2 separate regions of the Homo sapiens genome follow, and region 1 is linked to region 2. Evidence: chromatin contacts called from ENCODE POLR2A ChIA-PET data. All regions are on one chromosome and are shown on one strand. Each heading gives the region's core, a stretch centred on a gene start or an enhancer-like site at or near the end of the contact. The rest is flanking DNA. Distances are from core to core; before and after follow the strand shown. Region 1 overlaps EEF2K (eukaryotic elongation factor 2 kinase). Region 2 holds the start of LDAF1 (lipid droplet assembly factor 1).

The links. ChIA-PET counts read pairs that join two places held with the same protein, here RNA polymerase II (POLR2A).
Region 1: POLR2A ChIA-PET joins it to region 2 with 12 read pairs in PC-9. The contact joins the enhancer-like site here to the promoter of LDAF1 in region 2. POLR2A ChIA-PET finds 5 or more read pairs at or near these places in 2 of 52 experiments (PC-9 and WTC11).

Annotation. Positions count from the first base shown.
Region 1 is chr16:22,222,792-22,227,240 of GRCh38, reverse strand. It overlaps EEF2K (eukaryotic elongation factor 2 kinase), which reads right to left. Exons shown (of 18, transcript NM_013302.5): 2 at 1,266-1,587. The coding sequence starts at 1,511. Among named protein-coding and RNA genes, the nearest start is that of EEF2K, 19 kb to the right of the region's middle. RefSeq lists an enhancer at 910-1,533. Within about 2 kb of position 2,025, at least 11 of the 41 ENCODE cell types and tissues checked have a DNase peak (open chromatin) inside an H3K27ac peak, as active enhancers do.
Region 2 is chr16:21,157,300-21,161,429 of GRCh38, reverse strand. LDAF1 (lipid droplet assembly factor 1) reads right to left here and starts at 2,756. Exons shown (of 5, transcript NM_001301771.2): 1 at 2,684-2,756; 2 at 152-345. The coding sequence starts at 247. It also overlaps a transcript of DNAH3 not described here. RefSeq lists enhancers at 1,475-1,624, 1,759-2,259 and silencers at 2,517-2,696, 2,747-2,876.

The DNA of each region.
Region 1 (4,449 bases), core at 776-3,275, 1.1 Mb before region 2:
TAAAATGAATAATAAATGTATTTATTTTATTTTAATTTTTTGAGAAGGAGTTTCACTCTTGCTGTCCAGGCTGGAGTGCAGTGGTGCAATCTCAGTTCACCGCAACTTCCACCTCCCAGGTTCAAGTGATTCTCCTGCCTCAGCCTCTCAAGTAGCTGGGATTACAGGTGTGCGCCACCACACCCGGCTAATTTTTTGTATTTTAGTAGAGATGGAGTTTCACCATGTTGGCCAGGCTGCTCTAGAACTCCTACCTCAGGTGATCCACTTGCCTTGGCCTCCCCAACTGCTGGGATTACAGGCGTAAGCCACTGCACCCAGCCTATTTTATTTTTTGAGAGACAGGGTCTCACTATGTTGCCCAGGCTGGTCTCCTAGGCTCAAGTGATCCTCCCTTTTGTCCTCTCAAAGTGCTGGCATCACAGGTGTGAGACACCACGCCTGACCTAAAATTATGTTGTTAAATAAATTCTTTCAAAAAATTAACAACAAGTGGCTGGGCGTGGTAGTTCAAGACCAGCCTGGGAAACCCCATTTCTACAAAAAAAATTTTTTTAATGAGCCGGGTATAGTGGTACAAGCCTATAATCTTAGCTACTCAGGAGGCTGAGGTGGGAGGCTTGCTTGAGCCTAGGAATTCAAGGCTGCAGTAAGCCATGATTGTGCCATTGCACTGCAGCCTGGGCAACAAAGCGAGACCACGTTTATAAAAAAAAAAAAAAAGAAGAAGAAGGAAAAGAAAGAAAAAGAGAGAAAGAGAAATAAGGTCCTTAGTTTGGGGATTTTCTATTGCCATAAATAAATAAACGTTTTTACAAAGAAATAAGATCTTTACAGTTTGCAATGTTCCCCAATAGTTGCTGTTTTATTCTGTTCTGTTCCATTTCTTTAAAAAAAAAAAAAAAAAAAAAAAAAGAACAGCACCTCTGCACTCCAGCCTGGGTGACAGAGGAGAACTCTGTCTCTAAAGAAAGCTAAAATAAATAAACAAACAAAACAAAACATTGGACAAAACTCAGCAAAAGGTTTTCACAACTCCGTAGTGTGTCCTGGGCTACTATTTGAAAAACACCCAGTTCCAAGGTAATGAAATTTATTTTAAATCAATAATACCCTCCCTGCTTAACAAGTATATCCTCAGCTCAGAGTTTAGAGCACTGTCCAGGGTTTGGAAATACGAAGAAGTCCCCAACCAGCGACTCCAACCCTCCATCCCTTACAGCAGCTAAGCCAGGTGGGGAAGGTGGAATAGGTGGCTCACTCACCTTGAAGTGGAAGGAGTTTGCCGGGGACCCGCTGGAGCTATACCGCTCACTTTTTGTTAGGTTGCTGTAGTACTTATTAACCTTGGAATTGACATTCTGGTTCGAGCTTGGGTCATCCGTGATGGGGCAGATGAAGTAACCTTCCTCATCGTCGCTGTCCCCATCAGAATCACCATCATGGCCAGCTCGGGGGGACTGGCCGCCATCAACGCCTTCCAGGCGGAAGATGAGATCTTCGTCTGCCATGTTCCTGGGGTGCCCGTTTTACCCAAGCAGTATCCGGCACAGCCAGAGTTACTGGACAAATGCAGAGGCGAAGGTCCTACAAGGAAAGCAAGGGCCAGAGAGTGGGTGCTGGGGCCCAGGGCTGCGAATTCGCCCGACCCTCACCCCAAATGCTGCAGGCTATCGCAGGAGCTGGCACCCTTGGGGTAAAACCTAGAGCTATCTTTTGGGGAGGCAGTTGGCAGCACCCAGGCACATTTTAAATTCGAAACCCGCTGACCCAGTCGTCATTCCACTTTTAAGAACTCAGTGTTTGCAAATGTTGGAACCAGGTTGGGAAAGGAATGGCTTCTTAAGCAGAGTGCTCTTTTTAGCACATCAATTAGATCGAGGCACTCCTCTGCTTAACGCCCACCCCTGGCAGCTTCCTTTCACATTCATAATAAAATCCAAATGCCTTGGTAAGGCTGCAAGAGCTGCGTTCATCTAGCGTGCTGCCCACTTCTCCTCCGGCCCTGGCTGCTCTCCAGGTACACTGGGTTTCTTTCTGTTCTGTGAACACATTAAGTTCATTCCGACCTCCGAGCCTTTGTACCTGCTGTTCCTTGTGCCTGGAACAACCTTTCTAACAGTGGGTTCTTTCTCATCATTGAGCTCACAGCTCACAGATGCCTCTTCAGTGAAATCTTCTGTGAATCCCCAAATCAAAGAACCCTTAACCCAACATGCATATCCAATCACTCCCTTGCATATCACCCCGTTCCATTTCTTTCTTTGTTCTTTTTTTTTTTTCTTCTGAGACAGAGTTTCACTCTTGTCACCCAGGCTGGAGTGCAATGGTGCGATCTTGGCTCACTGCAACCTCCACCTCCCAGGTTCAAGCGATTCTGCTGCCTCAGCCTCGCGCGTAGCTGGGATTCCAGGTGCCTACCACCACAACTAGCTAATTTTTGCATTTTTAGTAGAGATGGCATTTCACCATGTTGGCTAAGCTGGTCTTGAACTTCTGACCCCAGGTGATCCTCCTGCCTGGGCCTCCCAAAGTGCTGGGATTACAGGCGTGAGCCACCACATCCGGACTTTTTTCTTTTTCTTTTCTTTTCTTTTTTTTTTTGAGACAGAATCTTGCTCTGTCATCCAGGCTGGAGTACAGTGGTGCAATCCTAGCTCACCTAGGTCACTGCTTGACCTCACAGGCCCAAGCAATCCTCCCACTCAAACCTCCCAAGTAGCTAGGATCACAGGTGTATGCCACCAAGCCTGGCCAATTTTCTTTGTTTTTTGTAAAAACAGGGTCTCCCTATGTTGCCCAGACTGGTCTCAATCTCCTGGGCTCAAGTGATCCTCCTGCCTTGGCCTCCCAAAATGCTGGGATTACAGGCATGCTTCATTTCTTCATTGTGCTTTTCTCAAACTGAAATCACCCCGTTTACTTTGTTATTGTCTGTATGCCCAATACCTCCAAAAGTGTTTGGCACAGAGAAGGCACTCAATGCACTTTCCCAGAATGAAGGAGTGGCCCTAAAAGCATTTTTTGTTTGTTTGTTTTTCTTTGAGACAGAGTCTGGCTCTGTGGAGTGCAGTGGCATGATCTCGGCTCACTGCAACTTCCGCCTCCCGAGTTCAAGCAATTCTCCTGCCTCAGTCTCCTGAGTAGCTGGGATTACAGGCATCCACTACCACGCGCGGCTAATTTTTGTATTTTTAGTAGAGACGGGGTTTCACCATGTTGGCCAGGCTAGTCTTGGACTCCTGACCTCAGGTGATCCGCCTGCCTCGGCCTCCCAAAGTGCTGGGATTACAGATGTGAGCCACCACGCCTGGCCTAAAAGCACTTTCTGTAGCACAATCAGTAACAGCAACAAAACAAAACCCAACAACCCCAAATGTCCAATAGAAGCTCATTATACAGATTACAGTATTTCTCTCTACACCATGAAATACTCCGTGACTGTTAGAAAGGGGACGGTCCCATACCCACAAACACACAAAAATAATCAAGAAAGAGTTCAGGAAGATTGTAGGATAGAACTGTCACATTTACAGCCACCTGATTTTCAACAAGGGTGCCAAGATAATTCACTCTCAGTTTTACAGTCACTTGATTTTCAACAAGCCAAGATGATTCAACAGGGAAGGAAGAATCTTTTCAACAAATGGTGTTGGGATAAATGAATATCCACATGCAAAAAAATGAAGTTGATCCCCTTCCTTACGCCATACCCAAAAATTAAGAAATTAGAAAACACTCTGGCACCAGCCTGGCCAACATGGCGAAACCCTGTCTCTACTAAAAATATAAAAGGTAGCCAGGCGTGGTGGTGCATGCCTATAATCCCAACTACTTGGGAGGCTGAGGTGAGAGAATTGCCTGAGCCTGGGAGGCAGAGGTTGCAGTGAGCTGAGACTGTGCCATTGCACTCCAGCCTGGGTGACAGAGTGAGACCTTGTCTAAAAACAAAACAAAACCAAAAAAAAAAAAAAAAAACAGAAAAAAACAACATCTCAAAAAGTTAAACACTGAGTTACCGTATGATCCAGCAATTCCACTCCTAGGTGCTGACATACACTACAATATGGATGAAACTTACAACCACTAGGGGAGGTGAAAGGCAGTGACAAAAGACTATATACATTGACTAATTCTCTGTATATGAAACTTCCAGAGAAGGCAAAGCAACAGCAATAGAAAATAGATTAATGGTTGCCTGAGGATGGAGGTAGGGTGTGGTGGTGGGAATGGTTGGGGGAAATGGGGAATGATTGCTAATGGGTATGGGGTTTCTTTTGAGTTGATGAAAAGGTTCTAAAATTGACTGTGGCTATATGACTATGAATATACCATTGAATTGTACTATCTATCTATCTGAGATGGAGTCTCACCCTGTCACCCAGGCTGGAGTGCAGTGGCACAATCTCGGCTCACTGTAACCTCCACCCCCAGGTTCAAGTGATTCTC
Region 2 (4,130 bases), core at 1,507-4,006:
GGTCACAGCATAGACATGGCAGGGCGGTAAGCCAGAAAGATTCTTGACTTACCTCCAAATTCCTTCTACTGGAGAAAGAAATAACTTTCTATCTTGTTTATGCTAGTGTTATATTGGGATTTTCCATTATACATAGTGATTGGAAACTGACCTTTGAGTTATTCTGGAAGGAGTCTATCAGCAGAGACAGCTTCTTCTGCAGTTCCTGCAAGTCCCTTGAGATACTCTGGGGCTCCTCTTTTGCCATTCTGAAGCTCACTTCAATCTCTTTAGGGATGAATTATCCTACCAGTAAATTCTCCAGTGCAGCCCGCGGTCCAATCTCTCATGTCGCTCTGTCTCTTGCTGTTACCAGAGGAAACAAAAGCCGTTAGTGGTCTTCATCCATCTGGTTCGACGAGAGCTTCTACCATCCTCATACCTTGATGGTGGGCATGCAGACGGAGGGTAACCTGGCAATATTCACAACAATTTCAGATTGCACACACTTCAATCCAGGAATTTATATTCCAGGAACATGATGGAAATAATCCAACAGGTATCTCAAAATGTACTAAAAGGCTGTGCATTGCATCCCTGTTTATAACATATAATGACTAGCAAAACATTGGAAAGTAGCTAACTGTATTTCCATTAGGAGAAAATTGGTTAAATAATGATAAATTCAGTCATTAAAATGATAGTGTGACTGTTTAGTGATGTGAAAAGATGTGTATGATACTTTTAAAAAAAGATGATAAAATGTTAATAGTATTATCTCTGACAGCTTATGTTTATTTTTTAGCTTGACAAAATGCTGAAAATATACAGAAAGCAAGAAAGCTGAACACACTATTTCAAATCTCATTGCCTTTTATTCTCCCTAGAAAGCTTTCCTTGTACAACAGTAGCCTTGACCTGTTTCTCTTCTTTATTACTGTACAGGTTGGCTCCCAATTCCATCATTCCATACATCATCATCTACTTACTTGTGGGTAAGTCTATCCCTGCTAAGGAGAACTGCACCTCGGGGGCAGACCTCACCACAGTAATTATACTCTAACTAAACTGCCTGGAATTTTGAGGGGTGTCCCAATCTCATACAATTTTTACTTATTTTTAATAAAGGCAATTGGTTAAATTAGATATATTTTTTAACCCTTGTTGAGTTTTCAAATATAAAAAAAAAATCATTCTTATTTTATATTTCCCAGAACTGGCTGGACACAGAGATATCTTTTCCATTTCTCCCTTTAAACTGACCTGACCTACAGTACAAATGCTTAAAAGATTGTGTCCACGTGGCCAAAATTAATTGAGAGATCCTCACATTTATTTATCATATAGGGGGTAATTTTATCTACTACTAAGCTGTACAGGGTCTAGTATGCAAATTAAAGCACATTTTAATCATCCCAGCTAGACATCCTCTGCTACTTCCCTTTTGTAAAACAAGAAACCCTTTGGAGGGGAAAGTTGAGGAGGGGACTAATCCCACCACCCCACATTCTCTCTTTGAAGCTGCCTCTGGCGTAGGTCTTGAACTTGGGATGTTCCCAGCACTCAGTTCCCATAATCTCATCTCTGCAGCAAGCAGAAACAAGCGGAGTTCCCCTTACAGGTCTCCTTTGGCCTGGGAGCCTCAAGTGCCACCCAGACCGGTTTGGGGAGTCCGATGAGAGAGTGCGTGGGGCGAATGCCATCGGCCACAGCCTTCAAATGCGTCTACCTGGCCACCAATTCCCAGACCCCCTGGTCACTCACTCCTCGGAGGGGCCTCCCCAGGCACGGAGCTGTCTCCCGAGAAGGGAAAGCGAGAACCCGGCGCGGCCAAGGAGTGCCCCGCCTTCTTCACGCCTGGGGGACTGGGCCAGGCCAACACCAGCTAACCCTTTCCCCTTCCAAGGCTCCAAATAAATCTCCTGGCCCTCCCACCCCCGAACCTCCAGGGGAAAACGGCTACCTCGAAAGTTCAAGCTGGGAGGAGGGGTCACATCTCTGGTTGGGGGATGGGAGCTACAGGGCGCCTCGAGCTCACACTGGCCGCCCCTCCCCATCCGGGCCCAGCCTTTCAGCGTTCAAAAGCCAGGGAGACCCAAGGAGAGGAGGAAGGGAGTGAAATGCAGGTGGAGAGGGGGTCCGCGTCCCAGAAGGCACAGAGACTGAATAATGGGAACTCAGAGGGGAGTCGAGTACTTAGTTATTAATTTGGGGGTAAAGAAGCCCCCTTTGATACTTGCAGATCTCTCTGCAGCGATGGGGAAGGGGACCTCGGTGGAGAAGAGGGGCTGGGTGGTGAGGAAGGCGCCCGTTTTCAATAATCCTAGGGAGGTTTGCCTCGACGTCTTCCCCAGGTTCCCCAGAAAGGGGCACAGTCTCGGGGTGTGGTGGTGCTAGCTACCATTTTACCTAATCTAGTGGTAGTGTGTGTGTGTATGTGTGTGTGTGTTGGGGGGTGGCGGGGTGAGTGTGCATTTAGGGGTGGGGAGGAATCGTGTCTCCTCGTGCGCTCCCAGCCCCGTCCCGGCGACTCATAAGCAGGAGACGCCCCTTACACTAACCCCGGGGCAGAAAGCTACGGGCGTGGGACCCCGATAGCGCGCTCACGCCGTCGCCCCCGCGCTCCTCCTCTGTCCCCGCCCGGCGAGAGGGGTCTAGCCACCCGGGGCACCCGGACCCCCACCCCCAAGCTCCGAGCTCTCACCTGCTCCTGACCGCCGAGCAGCCCCCACCGCGTTTGCAGGCGAAGCGAAGAGAGGCAGGAGGAGGAACAAGAGGAAGAAGGAAAGAGCGTCCCGAGAGGGAGCCAGAGCCGCCTGCCTCCGCCCCCTGGCCCGGGCACCGCCCCTCGGCTCTTCTCCTCTGGGCTCGCCCCGCCCGTGGCCGGAAGGATCCGGCAAAGGCGCGCCAAGGCCCGGCGCCCAAGGCTTTGCAAAGCGCGCTCGCTCCCACTGGCTTTCGGAGCCACTAGAACAAGCCCTGAGAGGTTGACAGCTGAGGAAACTGAGGCTCAGAGAGTGTCCCTTCCCACACGACTGGCTTGGAGTGAGAAAGCTCAGACCACCTTCAAGACAGGCAGACTGGCAGCCGAGAATGAGTTTTCCAAGGGTGTCAGGGTTTCCCCTCCTGTATGCCTAAAACCAGCTGCTCTGGAACGTCTCTGGCGCTCAAGACACACACGTGATGAAGTATCACCCTGGCTGGAAGTTTTTAACCATGACTGCTCAAATGCGAATGTCATAAGCCAGTGAGATCCTTTCAGATGGATTGGATGTCCATTTTACACATGAAAAAGTCCAGGCTGAGAGAGACAAGATAAATCAATCCAAATTCCTCGGTTTGCATGGATCCAAGTCGGAGCAGGAGCCCCTGTTTCCCCTGGCCCCAAATCTGCCCTATAGAGTAAGGTTTCTGAATAGTATGCTATTGACATTTGGGGCGGAATAATTCTGTTTCTGAGCTGTGGATTGTAGAATGTTTAGCAATATCCTAGCCTCTACCCATTAGATGCCAGTTACAAGAACCGCCCCCCCCCACCTCCAGTTGTGTCTCAAAATATTGCCAAATGTCCCCTGGAAGGCCCCATCGTCCCGAGGTGAGAACCACTGCTATAGAGCATGATGGCAACTTACTGTGTGACTAAGTAACCTCTCTGAACCATGGCTTCAACCATAAATTAGAGAGAGGGATAAGCCCAACCATTGGTCTGCTGTTGCACAGTTCTCAGCCACTTTCCAGACAGGGACCTGTGTTGACCGACCTCTCCTCTTTGCCTGTGGCCATAGCAACCTGGAAAATAAGTCTTTAGATAACAAAAAGCTGGCAGGGTGCGGTGGCTCACACCTATAATCCCAGCACTTTGGGAGGCTGAGGTGGGCAGATCACTTGAGGCCAGGAGTTCCAGACCAGCCTGGCCAACATGGTGAAACCCCATCTCTACTAAAAATATAAAAACTAGCCAGGCATGGTGGTGCGCACCTGTAATCCCAGCTACTCGGGAGGCTGAGGCAGAAGTATCGCTTGAACCTGGGAAGTAGAAGTTGCAGTGAAGACACTGCACTCCAGCCTGGGCAACAGAGTGAGACCCTGTCTCAAAAAAAAAAAAAAAAAAAAAGAAGCAATCACAGGGTTGTAGTGAGGACTGGTGCAAT